Linked DNA regions of Homo sapiens: region 2 is linked to region 1. A link is a loop called in an ENCODE intact Hi-C map of the cell type or tissue named here. Cell type or tissue: endothelial cell of umbilical vein. All regions are shown on one strand. Each heading gives the region's core, and the rest is flanking DNA. Links, peaks and the distances in the headings are about the cores only. Region 1 has its middle 18 kb from the start of ADI1. Region 2 overlaps TRAPPC12 (trafficking protein particle complex subunit 12).

Region 1 (5,374 bases), core at 144-5,143:
GCCGAGTGAGGCCAGGCAGGGGCGCCAGCGGCCATGGAGGTCTCCGGCTGGTGAAGTGGCACAGAAAAAATCCTGTGCCACATCCACACAATGGAGCATTCTTCAGCCTTAGAAGGAAGGGAATTCTCACACCTGCTACCATGTGGAGGAACCTTGAGGACATTAGGGTCAGTGAAATAAGCCAGGCCCAAAAGGCCAAATCCTGCATGATTCCATTTATACGGGGTCCCTAGAGGAGTCACATTCATAGAGATGGAAAGCAGAACAGTGCTGCCAGGGGCTGGGGAGTCCGTGTCCAACACGAACAGAGCTTCAGTCTGGGAAGATGAGAAGTTCTGGAGATGGAGGGTGCTGATGGTTGTACAGCAGTGTGAGTGTACCTAATGCCACTGAACTGCACACTTAAAAACGGCTAAGATGGGCTGGCCGCAGTGGTTCACACCTGTAAGCCCAGCACTTGGGGACGGTGAGGCAGGCGGTTCACCTGAGATCAGGAGTTCGAGACCAGCCTGACCAACATGGCAAAACCCTGTCTCTACTAAAAATAAAAAAAAAAATTAAAAAGCCAGGCGTGGTGGTGTGTGCCTCTAGTCCCCAGCTACTTGGGAGGCTGAGGCAAGAGAATCACTTGAACCCAGGAGGCAGAGGCTGCAGTGAGCTGTGATTGCACCACTGCACTCCAGCCTGCGTGACAGAGTGAGACTATCCTGTCTAAAAAAAAAAAAAAAAAAGGTTAAGATGTTAACTTTATGTTATGTATATTTTACCATAATTTTAGAAATCAATTTTTTACAAAGAAAGTTCCATCTGAGTAAAGCCCAGGCAGTGGAACAGCAAAGCCCCTGAGGCAGGAGGTTCCCAGCACATTGAGGAACGGCAGTAAGAGCCGCATGGCTGGAGTTGGCAAGTGCAGGTGAGGTGTGGGGTGGGGACAGGGGGACACCTGTGGGTGTGGGGGAGGAATTTGCATTTTATTCTGAGAGGGACAAGGAAGTCACGGGAGGGTCCTGAGCACAGCAGCGACGTGATCTGACATGGTTTGAAAGTGCCATCCTGGCTGCTACCTGGAGAGGGAGGAGCTGGGGGAGAAGGTGCGAACCCACCAGGAGCTCTGCACTAGTACAGGCAGGGAAGGACGCAGCCTGCAGTGGAGGTTAGGGCTGATCAGACTAGAGATGTGTTGAAAATGGAACCAAAAGCCTGTGCTGGCAAACTGAACAGGGTAGGACACACAGCGGGGTCCAGGCGTGAGCACTGTCGGTCCCGGCCACGAGAGAGCCAGCACCAGGTCCTGTACTGACCACAGACACGTCACTGCCCCAAGACAGGGCGGTCGTGTGCTGCTCAGATGGTTAAAACAGAAAAAGAACATTGCCAGCAGAGGGAGGGCCCAGAGACTAGAGCAGGATCTCTCTGCCTCTTACTTTACACATTAGAGAAAGGAAAGGACTTGTGGAAAAATACTAATTTCATTGCACTCACAGAGTAGAGAATTTTAAAAGAATGACGTGTGTGGCTTTATCTGGTGAGTCACATGTCATACAGGGAAGAACGGTCGGCCTAGAGTCAGAGGAGCTGACTCGGCTGCAGTTTCCTCCCTGTAAAATAAAACAAATGGGCCTTGACAAAGACCTTCCCGGACCAAGCTTGCGTCCACCGCTCCGAGTCCCCTCCCCTCTGGGACCAAGCTTGAGTCCACCCCTCCGAGTCCCCTCGTGGACCAGGCTCTGACCTTGGGCTCTGTCCTGGGCTGGCTCCGTTTGAGCAAATCCTGCTGAGCCTGCTTGGGGAAACCCACCCTGACTCCTGACGTTTCCACTTAGGAATTTCTGTCCACAGGCCCCACCCCTGCTCCGGGGCTGTCAGCTCCCACCCATCCCTGTACTCGGATTTGAGCCCCATCTCTCTCCTTTTCTGCAAAACCTCACTGGAGTGGGCCCTTGAATAATGCCTCTTCACACCCTTAACAAGAATTTCCTTTTTTTCTTTACCAAGCATCCCAACCTACCATTTCAGCCTGCTCAGGCTGCTGGGACAAAATACCACAGGCTCGGGGGCTTGAAACAACAGAAATCTATTTTCTCCCAGTTCTGGAGGCTGCAAGTCTCAGGTCAAGGTTCCCGCTGGTTCCGTTTCTGCAGAGGCTCCTTCCTGGCTCGCAGAGGCTGGTGCGTGGTCTGTCCCGGGAGAGTGCCCCTGCAGGCAGGAGGGAGCACGAGCACTCTGGGGTCTCTCCTTATAGGGACACCCATCCCATCGGGTCAGGGCCTCCCCACCCTTATAACCTTAACCCCAGTACCTCCTTAGAGGCCCCTCTCCAAATGGCCACGCCAGGGATTAGGGGTTTGACATGAATTTTGGGGGATCCATTCAGTTCCTAAATGTGATCCCCATCAATTTTCTTCTGGGTTTCAAAATGTTAGGTTAAAGCATGTTGTCTACCTAAAAGGAGCACACTACATATTATACGAATCTCAGATACACACACTGTGCCATGTCACAGAGTTTCACAGAGCAGATGGGAGCTGCAAAGACTGGGGTGGGATCTGAACACCTCAGCTAAGCATGTGTCCACCTGGCCACTGGGGTTTCTGCTGGTCAGAGTCCCACAGCACCGATGCCCTTTACCTGCCCTCTTTGAAGGCAGACCTTTCGAATATTTTTTATCAAATATTTATTAACAGGTATTACAACATGATTCAAAGATCAAGGTAACATATAAAAAGGCTAGGCACAGTGGCTCATGGCTCTAACCCCAGCGTGTTGGGAGGCCGAGGCTGGAGAATTGCTTGAGCCCAGAAGTTGAAGACCCGCCTGGACAACGTAGTGAGACCCCAGCTCTAACAAAAATAAAAATTAGCTGGGAATGGTGGCACACACTTGTAGTCCCAGCTACTCAGGAGGCTGAGGCTGGAGTATCACTTGAGCTCAGGAGGTGGAGGCTGCAGTAAGCTTTGACAGCGCCACTGTACTCCAGCCTAGGTGACAGAGCAAGACCGTGTCTCAAAAGAAAAAAAAAAAGATGAAAGAAAATCTTTTTGGCTGGGCACGGTGGCTCATGCCTGTAATCCCAGCACTTTGGCAGGCCAAGGCAGGCAGATCACCTGAGGTCAGGAGTTCGCGACCAGCTTGATCAACATGGAGAAACCCCATCTCTACTAAAAATACAAAATTAGCTGGGCATGGTGGTGCATGCCTGTAATCCCAGCTACTCGGGAGGCTGAGGCAGGAGAATTGCTTGAACCCAGGAGGCGGAGGTTGCGGTCAGTTGAGATCGCACCATTGCACTCCAGCCTGGCCAACAAGAGCGAAACTGTCTTAAAACAATTTTTTTTTTTAAGATAGCATACAGGCTGGGCACAGTGGCTCACACCTGTAATCCCAGCACTTTGGGAGGCCGAGGCGGGTGGATCACATGAGGTCGGGAGTCGGAGACCAGCCTGGCCAACATGGTGAAACCCTGCCTCTACTAAAAATACAAAAAAAGTAGCCGGGCGTGGTGTTGGGCACCTTGTAGTCCCAGCTACTCCGGAGGCTGAGGCAAGAGAATTGTTTGAACCCAGGACGCAGAGGTTGCAGTGAGCCGAGATGGCACCACTGCACTCCAGCCTGAGCAACAAGAGCAAAACTCCATCTCAAAAAAATATATATAATATATATATATAAAAGATAAAAAGATAGCATACAAAGACGCACACCCCAGCAAGTCTCATTACCGCCCTGTTCCCACCCACAGCATCCTCTCCCCATTCCCAGTGTAATAGAGTAATACTTCACTGTTTGTGAATTTTTATTTATCCTCTTTGACACAAAAGGCAGCCTGCTGTAACATGAATCAGGTACTTTCCTTTTTCCACTTAACAGTGCCCAGAGCACCTTCTGGTCTGTGGGTACTTATGGGGTCTGTCACTCTAACGCTGTTTATTCCACGGCCGCTTCAGGTCCCAGTATAGTTTCCAGTTCTCTGATATTAAAAACCTGGTCATCTTTTATTTTTATGTGTGCAAGGTGTATCTACAGCATACAATCTGCAGAGTGGGGACTGGTGGATTAAACATCAAAGCATTTGTAATTCTGAGAGTGGGCCACGCCTCTGTCTGGTGTTGAGTGGTGCCCATCCGCACTCAGCACCAACACAGGTGAGCACACGTTTCCAGGCAGCCTCAGCAACATATGCACTGTTGCTAATATCATACAGAGAAATGATGTCTTGGTGTTTTAATCTGCATTCTCTCGTGAGTAAAGCCGAGCATCTTTTCATTCCTAAAGGGCCATGAGTATTTCTTTTTCTGTAAACAATTTGGCCAATCCATTCTTCTGAGTTGTTAGTTTTTTTTCAATTTCTAGTTCTTATATATTAGGGAAATTAGTCCTTTGTGATATGAGTTGCAACTTCTTTTCCTAGTTTGTTTTTGCTTATGGCTCTTCAAAACCTTTTTATTTATACGTAGTCTTCTTTCATGATTGCTGGATGTTAAATCCTAGGTTAAAGACCCTTGTTTACTGTTGAGGTACTGCTTTTAATATACACGAATCTGTGCATATTTAGGTTTAGAGAACAGCTCTGTCAGCTGCGGGCAGAGACAGCGGTCCACTTGCCCTGTTTCCCACTTCATTCATATTTGTCTTTGTCCAAAACCCTACCACCATATACTGGCGGCTTCCCGTATCACCAAAGAATCTTAATTTGGGGGCGTATTTTGATGAAAGTTGTTCTTTGACAAATACTTATGTCAACACAATATCAGAGTCACCTTGTGCCAATTCCTGTCTCTCAATGGGCAATTAAGAACCAAAGCTGCTTGAACGAGCTGGCCAGCATAGTCAACGCCTTCTGTGTGCCAGGAGACACAATGCAGGCAGATGCAGCCGGCCCTCCCCATGTTACCCCTGAGTGTTTACGAACTGAGGAACCACGACCACCACGATCATTGCTACGTGTTTTGTTCTGATGACATCCTGAGTTCTGAATGTCAGCTCATCACGTTATTAAAAAAGGGGCTTTAGTTGAGTGACCTATTCCTTCTTGCTCCAGAACTACTAGAATATTAGAATTAGGAAAAAGACCAGAAATCTACCCCGAGGCCCTCCTTTTCAGCCACAGCATCTGTGGCCCAGACTTGCTCAACTTGAAATGAACATCACCTGAAATCAGGAGTGCAGCTTTCATTGGTTCCTATTTACAGTTACCCAAGCTGTCCACCAGCCAGGAGGGCTTTTTCTTTCTCGTTTTGTTTGACCTCCGGCTTCGTGCACTTTTGTGCCTGTCCTACAAGATGGCAGAGTGGCTACCTTCAGGCTTCAGCAATGGGGTGACACCGTGACGCTCCAGTACCGGCAGACACCAGGAGGGGAGTTCTGCACAAAGAACATT
Region 2 (5,374 bases), core at 171-5,170, 110 kb before region 1:
CTCCGTGCCGTCAGCACACTGACGTTGTCACCATTACTAACGGCTGGCTGGCGCTGCTTCCAGCAAGGTGAGCAGCTGTGGCCAGTGGCTATGCGTTTGGGTCATGGATTCCACCATGCCTTGCATGTGTGTTTGGTCACATGTTCTGCCGTGTCTTGCAGAGCTGCAGAAACTGGAGGGCAGCAGTGGACCTGTGCGGACGTCTCCTCACAGCCCACGGCCAGGGCTACGGCAAGAGCGGGCTGCTCACCAGCCACACGACAGATTCACTGCAGGTGAGAACACCTTTCAGGTGCTGGAGTTTAACCTGGCTTATCACAGTCTGGGGACATGGACAGGACCATGGCCTTTCATGCCAATAACAAAAAGTATGTTTTCATATCCTGCTTCTTTCTCTCCTAATTATATTGTATATACTATACTGGGGCACTGGAATTCTCACTTCGGCCCGTCAGGATGCCTGTGCGCCCCAGAAGCACGCTCACAAGTGCCCACACTCAGTCTCATGGTGGAACCGGCATGGCTTTGGGTCAGCAGGTGGGTTCGCCTCACGACTGGCAGTAGCAACTGGCCTGTGCGGGGCTCTGGGGCGTGTCTGGGCCCGGTAGGAAACAGTGACAGGAGCAGTTGGTTCTGTCCACCCCAAGGACGGAGGGTCCATGTGCCATTTGCTCCTCGTGGTATATCACTTGCTCTGAAATTTAAAAAAAAAGAAAAAAGAAAAGGGAATGCACAAAATAGACTTGTGAACAAAAGGAAACTCATCTGAGAAGAAGGAACAGCTGCAAACGTTGATACATTCTTACCTTTCCCTGGGGAGTTTTTTAACTGTTCTTCTAGCTTACATGGGAATCCCCCGGGACTAAACAGATCACCAGATCCTTCAGAACTGTGATGAGCTTTTGAAAGGAGCAGCTCTGGGGAGCCCTGACAGCTTAGCTATTTCCAGCAGGCTCCTTCTCCTTCTTTCTCTTCCCCCAAGAGCCGACAAGAAGAGCCGCTCTAGCTTTAAATGTACTTTCCCCCATCACCTCTCCATCCATTGGTTTGCCAAATCTTAGGCTGTTTTCCTATCATTTCTCTCCAACCCACCACCACCCACAGTTCGAGCTCTCATTGCAGTGTTGCTTTGGCCTCTTTTATGAACTTAGTTCAAGTTTCTTTATTCACATTCATTCCATAAACTACCTCCAAAAAAGCACACTTTTGATCATCTCACTTTCCTGCTGGAAAACTGTGCCCGGCGCAGTGGCGCATTGACTGTAGTCCCAGCTACTGGGGAGACTGAGGCAGGAAGATCACTTGGGCCTGGGGCTTCTGGGCCGTAGTGCACTTTGTTGATCAGGTGTTGGCACTAGCTCAACACCAATATGGTGACCTCCCTAGAGCCAGGAACCACCAGGCTGCCTAAAGAGGGTGAACCACCCTCCTTTCCAACTAGGTCTGAAACGGAGCTAGTCAAGAGCTGGATAGTTTCCCATTGGCTACCATGTGAAATTTCATCTTCTCGTGTTGTATGCAAACCCTCAGACCATGACAGGCTATGTGTACACTATGGAATGGTTAAATCAAGCTAAATCGCATGCATTGCCTCGCATGCCTTTGTGTGTGTGTGTGTGTGTGTGTGTGTGTGTAATGAGAACACTGAAAATCTGTCTTAGCAATTTTTAGTATACATTGTAACTGTGTCACCACGTCTACAATAGATCTCTTGAGCTTATTCCTTGCGTCACTGGATTTTGTTTCCTTTGACTAACATCTCTCAAACCTCCCCTGCCCGGCCCTCCTCCCCACCCCCAGCCCCGGCACCCGCCATCTACTCTGCTTCTGTGAGTTCAGTGTTTTCAGATTCCATGTGTAAGTGAGGTCACACGGTGTTTGTCTTTCTGTGCCTGGCTTGTTTGTCTAACGTCATGTCCCCTAGGCTCATCCACAGCACAAACGACGGGATTTCCTCCATGAAAGCTGAGTGGTATTCCACTGTGCGTCATGCCACGTTCCTTTATCCGTTCATCCTTCAGCGGACACTTAGTGAAATTCATTCTTCTCATCAGTAAAGTCAGATCCAATTAGGTCATTTCTAAGGTACCCTTTTAATCCTAAGTCTCTGGCTCTGCAGCTGTCTAATGCAAATTCCCACCATTTTCCTGAATGTACCCCTGAGAGCACACTGTGCTCTCTCGTATGTTGTGTTTTGTCCACTCTGTACCTTTGTCCTTACGTTCCCTGAACCAGCAGACCCTTCCTTAGCCTGTGGCCCCTTGAAATTCTGCAGCCCTGAGAGCTGCCCTCAAACACAACCCATCCCTGCGCTTCCTCTCCTTCCTGCTCCCGTTCCCGCCGTCATTCCCCCGCCCTCCACTAGGTGGCGCATTCCTTTGGTGCCTTTTCATTTTCATGACACCTAGCACAGTGCTTTGCACACAGACCTGCTCAGTAAGCACTGTTTACTTATTGAGTAAACAATTATGTAAAATCATTCACATTGTTATTAAGCTCAATAGTAATTTCTTCTTAGAGACAGGGTCTCGCTATGTTGCCCAGGCTGGACTCAGACTCCTGGGCTCAAGCAATCTTCCCACCTCAGCCTCCTGAGTAGCTGGAACTGCAGGCATGAGGCATCATGCCCAGCTTCAAGAGTAATTTTTTAAATACGATTGTGTAAATATGCAAAGATAGAAAGTTAGGTTAGCCCTTATTTTAATATATGAGAAATTAACCTCTAACACCAACTCATAAGGAATAGCAAATTCTGAACTGGATATATGTAGATAACCTATTGTTTCCATTGTATTTTGTTTTTAGCTCTGGTTTGTCAGGCTGGCACTACTAGTGAAGTTGGGCCTTTTCCAGAATGCTGAGATGGAATTTGAACCCTTCGGAAATCTTGATCAGCCAGATCTTTATTACGAGTACTACCCGCACGTGTACCCTGGGCGCAGGGGTAAGGCCATGGTATTTAATATTTGTACATTTGTCTGTGTGTCGCTCTGGTTTGCTTTGATTTATACATAATTTCGTAGCCTCAGTTTTCCTTATTTATCCAGTCTTGAAAAATCAGATAAGTACCCAGCAACAAGCCTTGACTTACAGAATGCTCCCACTCCGATTTACCGAAACACTGACCTGGAGGTGCTCCCTGGTGCATCTGTTTGTACATTTAGCAGCTACGTGTCAAGCACCTGCTCTGTCAGGGCAGCATGATTTGGTGCAGGGGCCGGGTAGTAGACGTCTGAGCTGCGCTCCACAGGGAAGAGCCGTCCCATATCGGGACCTGGCGCACAGAGATGCAGAGCGGTGGAACCAAACGTGTCCGTGCATATGGCACACGCCGTGACATTTTCCGTTTGTCTCTATTCTGATTTAATTTATTTTAAAAATCTGGTTGTGGTTCACCCTTTGGGTCACGGTCACGACCATTGTTTGGAAAACACTAGGCTACAGCATAGGGTAGTTCTAGGAGAGTGACAAGAAACCACCAGTTGGGAAGGGAGAAGGGCGGGTTACGGAGAGCCTTCTGCAGCACTGGGAGCCTTGTGCAGTGTGCGTCTCTTGGTGGAGAACCTCATAAATATGTTTGAAGCCTCTCATGTGTTCTTAAATAGAAAACAGTCCTGGCAGGATGTCTTGTGAGGGCAGTGTAAGCAGCTATTGAAAGCCCACGCCCTGTTGTCAGGCATCCCCAGTTACATCCTGCTTCCCCCATTGAATCGCGTAGCCTTGGAGGAGTTATCTGACATCTCTGTGCCCCAGTGTCCTTATTGGTAAAACAGAGATGCCAATCCTCCTTGCTGCCTGGGTTGTCCTAAAGATCAAATGATGTCACGTGTAAGTTGCTTGGAATAATGGCTGCTATCTAGTACCAACTGTATTTGCTGGTTTTCTTACTCTCTTCCGAATGTATCAGTAACATGGGAAAGTCTCGCACTGCCGCATTTTGCAGGCTCGATTGTCAGCATTTGTTGGCTGCAGCAGTGGAGCTACAGAGAATGGTCCTAGTTGTCAGGAAATGCAGAGCCTGATTGGAGGTAGAAAATATTTAAAACCAGTGGTACAAGAGATGCAAAGGCCTGATTAATAATAAAATAATAATTCCTATAGAAGTCTCAGAAAATTTAAATAAACATTCTGTTGAACTTGGTTGATACTAGTAGGTAAATAGATGAACTAAAAAGGCTAGAAGTAAAAACAAATCTTTGAACTTCTTTGTGTGTTGTTTTTTTGGTTAAAACTCAGCTCTGTTTCTTTGGAGGGGCATAGGAACGAATGTAGACGCCGGCTTTCTTTATTCCCCATGCTCTCTCCTTTATCATCTTTACCTTCCTCCAAGTAGGACGGGTGGGAATTGGTCCATATTACTCTGAGTTATCCCAGAATTGATGGAGATTTTTATCATTTTTAGTATAAAGTGTTTTTTGACCTTTAGTCTCACTGGTATTAAAATTGTTTCTTCCTTCTGACTAAGGGAATTTGCCCCTTGTGGAAAAGAAAAAATGGGAAGGGTAACTTTTAATAACTAAAATAGGGCATAAATCAAAGAGATTGTCTTGATGGAGCTGGCTTGATTTCATGGAAGTGAACCAACCAAGCTAGGTAGCCACAGAGTCAAGAAGGACCAGCAACACCACTATCACTCTCGGACGTAGGACTCTGTGTCATCCAGGGACGTAGACGCCAGTCCTTAATGTGTGACACTTCCTGCCCACCCACTGGCCTGTCCAGTCCTGCTGGCCTTCCACATGACCAGGAGGAACAGACCAAAGCCAGGACCGCTTGAGGGTGCGTGTTCAGGAGCTCTGTCTGCCGTGGCCTGGCCAACAGGTGGAGGAAGTGGGGCCAGAGGAGTCTCGGGAACTTGCTGAAGGGCCCTCACTGGTGTTGCTGGCCAAGCAGGCCTTCTGTCCCCAGGAGTCTGGCTTTTGCAGCCATGGGTTGGATAAAGATGTCTTTACCTCTTCCCTGGGGTATTTCTTCTCCTGCACTCCAGCCTGGAAGCTGCTCGGTGGTCGTGAGCACTGTCCTCGAGGAGCAGGGCTTTATCCATCCTCTCTCCCCCGGAGCAAGTCTCGTCTACGTCCCTCCCAAAGTTCCGTCCAGTCCGCACGTAGGTGGTTCCCACATCCGCTCATGAGTTGGAGAGATACAGCCATGGCTGGTTGTTCAAGGGCTACTGTTCTACCTTGTAAATTAACTGGGCTCCCTGATTCTGTCGTGTCCCTTTCTTGTCTCCACTTCATCGCCAATTTGAGGGTCATCCTTTCCGTGTAAGACCGAATTTCCAGCCCAAAAAGAATGGGGAGCCTGTCACTTGGTAGGTTGTGAAGAAAAGATGGAAAGGTTAAAGGCATTGTTAATTGGGGAAGTTTGAGGGTGT

Evidence for each region. A loop is a pair of places that touch in the nucleus more often than their neighbours do. Peaks named below come from ENCODE experiments on the same cell type or tissue, not always from the same donor. Only the 100,000 strongest peaks of a DNase experiment are listed, where the experiment ranks them.
Region 2: a loop joins it to region 1, with 6 times the contacts of the local background. A loop is called at or near these places in 3 of 110 quality-filtered maps.

What each region holds. Positions count from the first base shown.
Region 1 is chr2:3,534,716-3,540,089 of GRCh38, forward strand. It overlaps a transcript of RNASEH1 not described here. Among named protein-coding and RNA genes, the nearest start is that of ADI1, 18 kb to the left of the region's middle. RefSeq lists enhancers at 1,177-2,376, 1,284-1,578. In endothelial cell of umbilical vein, for the core only: CTCF peaks have their summits at 1,353 (motif pointing right), 2,199 and 2,402; DNase peaks (open chromatin) are centred at 1,476 and 2,066; H3K4me3 peaks cover 967 bases; H3K27ac peaks cover 1,832 bases.
Region 2 is chr2:3,421,720-3,427,093 of GRCh38, forward strand. TRAPPC12 (trafficking protein particle complex subunit 12) reads left to right here. Exons shown (of 12, transcript NM_016030.6): 4 at 162-275; 5 at 2,806-2,944. Among named protein-coding and RNA genes, the nearest start is that of TRAPPC12, 45 kb to the left of the region's middle. In endothelial cell of umbilical vein, for the core only: a CTCF peak has its summit at 2,356 (motif pointing right); a DNase peak (open chromatin) is centred at 2,382.